Regions from separate parts of the Homo sapiens genome. Here region 2 is linked to region 1. A link is a contact called in ENCODE Hi-C or POLR2A ChIA-PET data. All regions are on one chromosome and are shown on one strand. Each heading gives the region's core, a stretch centred on a gene start or an enhancer-like site at or near the end of the contact. The rest is flanking DNA. Distances are from core to core; before and after follow the strand shown. Region 1 overlaps HEG1 (heart development protein with EGF like domains 1). Region 2 overlaps ZNF148 (zinc finger protein 148).

The links. Hi-C counts contacts between places; a loop is a spot of excess contacts on that map. ChIA-PET counts read pairs that join two places held with the same protein, here RNA polymerase II (POLR2A). Pooled maps may share reads with other maps.
Region 2: a loop to region 1 is called in a pooled map, with 5 times the contacts of the local background. The contact joins two enhancer-like sites. A Hi-C loop is called at or near these places in 5 of 50 pooled maps. POLR2A ChIA-PET finds 5 or more read pairs at or near these places in 3 of 52 experiments (OCI-LY7, PC-9 and activated naive CD4-positive, alpha-beta T cell).

Annotation. Positions count from the first base shown.
Region 1 is chr3:124,993,588-124,997,211 of GRCh38, reverse strand. All of the region lies in intron 12 of HEG1 (heart development protein with EGF like domains 1), which reads left to right. Among named protein-coding and RNA genes, the nearest start is that of HEG1, 61 kb to the left of the region's middle. RefSeq lists a silencer at 1,513-1,807. Within about 2 kb of position 1,596, at least 12 of the 41 ENCODE cell types and tissues checked have a DNase peak (open chromatin) inside an H3K27ac peak, as active enhancers do.
Region 2 is chr3:125,309,337-125,312,607 of GRCh38, reverse strand. The region is part of intron 4 of ZNF148 (zinc finger protein 148); the gene reads left to right. It also overlaps the pseudogene DUTP1. Among named protein-coding and RNA genes, the nearest start is that of ZNF148, 64 kb to the left of the region's middle. Within about 2 kb of position 1,632, at least 7 of the 41 ENCODE cell types and tissues checked have a DNase peak (open chromatin) inside an H3K27ac peak, as active enhancers do.

The DNA of each region.
Region 1 (3,624 bases), core at 347-2,846:
CCTCTCCTGAGAAATGGGTATGGTGATCCTCTATTGGATATTTATTCTAAGAGTTAAGGAAGGCAGTGGATATAGAGGCCCTTTGTAAGCTGTCAGCATCTGCTCTTGTATTTGGTCCAGGTTGTTGTTGAATTAATGAGTTCTGGTTTTAAAGGTCTCATGAAGTGCTTGAGAGCAGAAATCTAATTCTACTAACCTTTAAGGTGAGGCTTAAATTCATTTAGTTTCAGGGAAAAACTGCTCAAAGAATGTAGTCCAAGAATACTGCTTTAAAATAAAATTAATTCAGGTCCAAGAGCACCACGCACCCTGACTTATAAAAGGCTGCTGCAACTTGCAATCACCAGAAAAACTAACGATATAAAGGCCATCATGGATGGCCAGTTTTCCTACTCAGTCAACACCTTGCTGGTGACAGATGTCAATGGATGTTACTGGAATCTGAATAAAAATCACATACTGGGGCGAGGCGACATGCCACTTTTCTCCATCAGGACTTCCCATGAGAGGACTTGTTCATCACAGATAAAAATATATTTCAGGGCAGCACTCTTATCCTGAGCTTCAGACCCTCTGACTTTGTTAGGTTTGGATACAAAGTTCTTCTCAAGTGCGCATCATCAGCTCTCCAGGTGGGACCTGTGATGGGTTTTGAAGGGGAGGGCCAACTCTCTGTGTTGGGCCTAGGTCCTGATGTGTGACTAGGACACAGCATGTCTCAGTGCCGTGCCAGACTGCCACATTGCTACAAAGAGATGATGCTTCCTCATGCCATCTTATCTGCTTTAATGCAAAGTGTTCCTTGCACCTCTTAGAAATGGGGAGTTGAGCCGGGCGTGGTGACTCACGCCTATAATTTCAGCACTTTGGGAGGCCGAGGCGGGCAGATCACCTGAGATCGGGAGTTGGAGACCAGCCTGACCAACACAGAGAAACCCCGTCTCTACTAAAAATACAAAATTAGCTGGGTGTGATGACGCATGCCTGTAATCCCAGCTACTCGGGAAGCTGAGGCAGGAGAATCGCTTGAACCCGGGGAGTGGAGGTTGCAGTGAGCCGAAATCACACCATTGCACCACTGCAGCCTGGGCAACATCTGTCTCAAAAAAAAAAAAGAAAACAAATGAGGAGTTGAGCCCATCTTCACATGGGAAGGGGACTGGGCTAACATCCATGTGTGTTGGGGCGCTGTGCTGCTGACAGGGGATGACACAAGGTGGGCAGAGGTATGGGCATGGTGCTGTGGTGTTCCCTGTGAACAGTGTCTCAACAATGGCCCTATCACCTTTGCTTCTGGCTGGCCTGCGCCACTTCCTCTGTTTCCAAGTCAGCAATTTTGTAATTGTTTCAGTTACAGGCTAGCATTAACAATAGCTGTGAAAGATTTACCGAGTGTGCTGACACAGGCACCAGCAACCTTATGTTGACCAAGTGAGGACCCAAGAAGCAGCATAAGGAAACCTTGATTCACTTTTGGGCTTGTTGCTGAGACCCCGTGAAGCCCTTTCTCAGCAGTATTTGCACCATCAGGCCTCTGAGGAGTGGATTCCGGGCTTCTTGGGCCACAGCCCTTTAGGCTGGGTTCTGATGGGTTAGCAGTGACATCTTCTGGCCATCAGTGCTGGAGCACTGACACCTCAAATCAAGGCTCAATATAAATAGAGGATAGAGGAGTGTGTGTTTTCTAAATCACTGCAGTTCAAGCTATACATTAGCAAGTCTCTATGTTCTCTGCAGCGTGTGCGTGCACACACACACATGCACACACAACGTGCTTGGTGTCTCACAGAAAATGTCTTTGCCAGACTTTCAAAGCTACACATAAAATCAAAGTAGATATCCCTCTCATAGGTTTCTTAGCTTCCTTCCATCATGCAGGCATCATGATTAATTCTTTTTTTTTTTTCTTTTTAGAGACAAAGCCTTGCTCTGTCACTCAGGCTGGAGTGCAGTGGCGCAATCAAGTCTCACTGCAGCCTTGACCTCCTGGGCTCAAGTGATCCTCCCACCTCAGCCTCCCAAGTAGCTGGGACTACAGGTCCTTGCCACTATGTCCAGCTAATTTTTGTATTCTTTGTAGAGATGGGCTTTTGCCATGTTGCCGAGTCTGGTCTCAAACACCTAGGCTCAAGCAATCCACCCACTTCGGCCTCCCAAAGTGCTAGGATTACAGGCATGAGCCACCACACCTGGCAATGAATTCTCACAACCTGTTTGCATGTCTCTTTCTTTAATCCGACTGCCATTCCCTTGAGTGCTAGAACCATGTCCTGAGCAGTGCAGGGTTCAGCAAATGTCTGTTGAATGAACGAGTGGATGATAAGGCAGCAAATAAGATGGGAAAAGATTGACATGGCTAGATATAATTTCCTGCAAGGGAACAAAAGAGTTTTTAAGATGCCACTGTCAGCTGGGCACAGTGGCTCACGCCTATAATCCCAGCACTTTGGGAGGCTGAGGCGGGAGGATCATGAGGTCAGGAGTTCGAGGCCAGCCTGGCCAATATGGTGAAACCCTGTCTGTACTAAAAATACAAAAATTAGCTGGGCGTGGTGGTGCATGCCTGTAGTCCCAGCTACTCAGGAGGCTGAGGCAGAAGAATCGCTTGAACCCAGGAGGCGGAGGTTGCAGTGAGCTGAGATCCCGCCACTGCACTCCAGCCTGGGTGACAGAGCAAGACTCCGTCTCCAAAAAAAAAAAAAAAGATGCCACCATCTACTTATTTCTATTTTTAAGTCCAGAAGACTTGAATTCACTTGTGTCTTATGGCAATAGGGGAAGCCCAGTTTGGGAATATATACTAGCTGTTGCCAAATTCATTTCATCTTCAGTGCTCTGTGGTCAGAATACCTCTGGGGCAGGGGTCCCCAACCCTACCAGTTTGTGGTCTGTTAGGAACCGGGCTGCACAGCAGGAGGTGCAGTTAGGAACTGGGCTGCACAGCTGAGTTCCGCCTCCTGTCACATCAGCGGCAGCATTAGATTCTCATAGGAGTGTGGACCCTGTTGTGAACTGCACATGTGAGGGATCTAGGTTACGTGGTCCTTAGGAGAATCTAATGCCTGATGATCTGAGGTGGAACAGCTTCATTCCGAGACCATCTTCCCAAGACCACCCCCTTGCTGGTCCATGGAAAAAATGTCTTCCATGAAACCAGTCACTGGTGCCAAAAACGTGGGGACTGCTGCTCTAGGGTGAGTGAGATGAGAAGCTGGGTCCTAAGGAGCACAGGAGCACCTCACTGACAAGGTTTCCCCAGAACAGCGCCACGGCACAGTAGCACTCAACCACTGATGCGTAACGGAATGAGCCCATTTGAAATAGAGAAATATCATGACATCAGGGAGCCAGGTCACTTCTGATACAAAATGAAAACAGCCCAACCCATCAGCTCGCGGGCAGGACAACAGATGGACCTTACATCTGCCTGGATGACAGCCATGGAGTGGAGCACTTCCACCCAGCAGATGAAGTCTAATGTTGGGTGGGGAGATTGGATGTAAAAACATTTCCAGGAAGAAGTGTTCAAAATAGAAAAGGCTGGTGTGACATCAGCCTGCCTCAGTGCCGAGATGGGTGGGGAGGAGTCACTGAAGAAGCAAGCAATTTCCGGTGGCTGCCCCG
Region 2 (3,271 bases), core at 383-2,882, 320 kb before region 1:
TCAGTCATACTTCATACCTGTTTTATAACCTCTAGATAGTGCTCCATCATCATCAGCCTGTCACTTCTCTTGACTCTAGGTTGAGTCCCTGTGATAGGGACTTGTGATTTACTTGTACGATGCTTCTCTGATGGATTGTAGACTCCATAAGGACAGGAGTTTTGTCTTACTTTTCACTGTAGTCCAGGTGTTGGCACATGGTGTGAATGAGCGGATAACTACTTGTAGTTGTGCTCTGATACATACATTCACCAGCTTTACCTAGCCCATTGCAGTAACTTTTTCCTCTTTAGCCTGATGATGTAATGGATTACATTAGTTGATTTTTGAATATGGAAGCAACTTTCATACCTGGAATAAATCCTGCTTGTTTGTGGTATATAGTTCTTTTTAGATGTGGTTGGATTTGATTTGATCATATTTTGAGGATTTTTACATTTGTGTTCATGAGAAATATTAGTCTATAGTTTTCTTGATGTCTTTGTCTGTTTTTGGTATTAGGGTAATGCTGGTCTCATAGAATAAATTAGCAAGTATTCCCTCTGCTTATATCTTCTGGAAGAGATTGTAGAGAACTGATGTAATTTCTTCCTTAAATGTTTGGTAGAATTCACCAGTGAACTGCTTTGGGTCTGGTGCTTTCTGTTTTGGAAAGTTATTGTTGATTTGATTTCTCCTATAAATATAGGTCTCTTCAGATTATCTGATTCTTCTTGTGTGAGTTTTGACAGATTGTGTCTTCCAAGGAATTGGTCTATTTTGATAAAGTTGTCAAATTTGTGGGAACAAAGTTCATAGTATTGTTTTATTATCCTTTTAATGTCCAGGGGTTTATAGTGATGTCCTCTCTTTGATTTCTGATATTAGTAATTTGTGTTTTCTCTTTTTTTCTTTTTTTCTTGTCTTAAGACAGTAATTTAAAAAAATTACTGTCTTAACAATTCCCTTTTTTTTGGTGTATCATTTACTAAGTTAAATTATATAGGGTTTTTTGGGGTCTGTAATTGATGTACATTTGATTTTAAAAAGACACTGTCTTATATCAGGACAAAGCAGATTTACATACAACTATCAGCAGAAAAAATTTCTGTGTGATCTGAACAGAGGTACTCTTTTCTTTGATCATAAGAAAATGCAGTACTTTTAGAAGGTAAAGCTATTAAGATTACAGAAGTTTTACCAAAATGCTTTAAGCAAAAACTCTTTTAAGAAAAAGGTATGAGTTCTCATTTTCTATTCTTAGCATAAATTTTAATACTTTCTAATAGAACCTAACTCTTCTGAATGCCTTTCAGCATCATCCAAAGCTTGAACTTCTATTTCTGGATTAAAAATTCATTCACAAATGAGCTGTGCAATACGATCACTTTTTCTGACTTTAAACTTTTTTTTGCCAAAATTAAACAGTACAGCACCAACATTTCCTCAGTAATCTTCATCTATCAATAAAGTGTTTTGCAGCTAATCCAAACCATGGAGCTACTCTTCTGTAACATCCAGAAGGAAGAGCTATCTGAATGTCCATTTTCCCTAGAGCTTTCTCCATAGGTGGTATTGTATCATCATAGGCACCGTTGAGGTCATAGCCTGTGGCCTGTGTGGATCCCTGAGTCAGGGTTGTGGCCTGCTCAGAGAATGGGGCAAAACGGAGCTGCATGCTGCCTTCCTCTGCAAACCAGCCTGTTTGCTGGGGGTAACGGTGGGTGTCTCTTCAGAGCAGGGCATGGCAGAGTGAAAATGCGAGCAGAGGAGAGAGCAACAATTTTTAAGTGTCCATTTTAGTAGTGCAAACTATATTGACATTGTTGTACAACAGATCTCTAGAACTTTTTCATCTTGCAAAACTGAAACTGAAACTCATGTTCGAACAACTCTGCATTTCCCCCTGCCCAGTGGTAGAGGCTTGCTTATTTTATTGATATTTTCAAAGAAACAGCTTTTGATTTTCTTGATTTTTTTCCCTCTATTTCCTATTTTCAGTTTCATTTATTTCTGCTCTAATTTTTATAATTTTTTTCTGCTTGTTTCGGATTTAATTTGCTCTTCTTTTTCTACTTTCCTAAAGTGGAAGCGTATTCATTTTAGATTTTTTGTTTCTAATATATGCATTCATACTATAAATTTTCCTCTAAGCACTGCATTAGCTACATTGCATAGATTTTGATAGTTGTATTTTTATTTTCATTTAGTTCAATATATTTTAAAATTTCTGTTAAGATTTCTTCTTTGGACTGGGTGTGGTGCCTCACGCCTATAATCTCAGCACTTTGGGAGGCTAAAGTGGCGGATTACTTGAGCTCAGGAGTTTGAGACTAGCTTGGGCAACATGACAAAACCCCATCTCTACTAAAAATACAAAAATTAGCCGGGCATGGTGGCATGCACCTGTAATCCCAGCTATGTGGGAGGCTGAGGCATAAGAATCACTTGAACTCCAGAGGCAGAGGTTGCAGTGAGCCAAGATTGTGCCACTGCACTCCAGCCTGGGTGACAGAGTGAAACTCTGTCTTTAAAAAAAAAAAAAAAAAAAAAAATTCTTTGAACCATTATTGTTTAGAAGTGTGTTGTTTAATATCCAAGTATTTTGAGATATTTTCTAGCTACCATTCTGTTATTAGTTGTAGTTTAATTCTGTTGTGGTCTTAGAGCAGACGCCATATGATTGCTATTCTCTTAAGTTTGTTAGATTGTATTTTATGGCCCAGAATGTTGTCCACCTTGGTGAAATGTTACGTGCGAGCTTGAAAAGAATGTGCATTCTGTTTTTGTTGGATGAGGTAGTCTATAGATTGCAATAGACTGGCATTTTTATTGGACTGACAGTAGCCTGCGCCTTCTCCAGTGTATCTTTCAGATAGTTTCTACAGTGATCTTTCCAAACGAGATGTATACATGTCATTCCCTTACTGAAACTTCCCCAGTGGTTCCTCATTACTAAACAGCTAAAATGTACTTTTTTGCATGGGCGGAAATAGCCGTCATAATCCCGTCCCTTATCCAACTTTTTTTTTTAACTGTAGTTCAGCCCCTTTCGCCACCATTTTATGCTTTAAGCATATCAAATTAATTTAGTTGCCTAGGTCCACTATGGGTTTTTTCTGTTACTTTTGTTCATGTCGTATATGCCTATAATATTATTTATTTGGCAATTTACTGTTACTCATGTTTCACCTTAAAAGATGTCTCTTTCTTGTGATTTTTCATTATGGTAACTATAATAACTTTGCATTTCTTTGCTTGCAAGACTGTCTTGTCATTATATTTTAAGGTA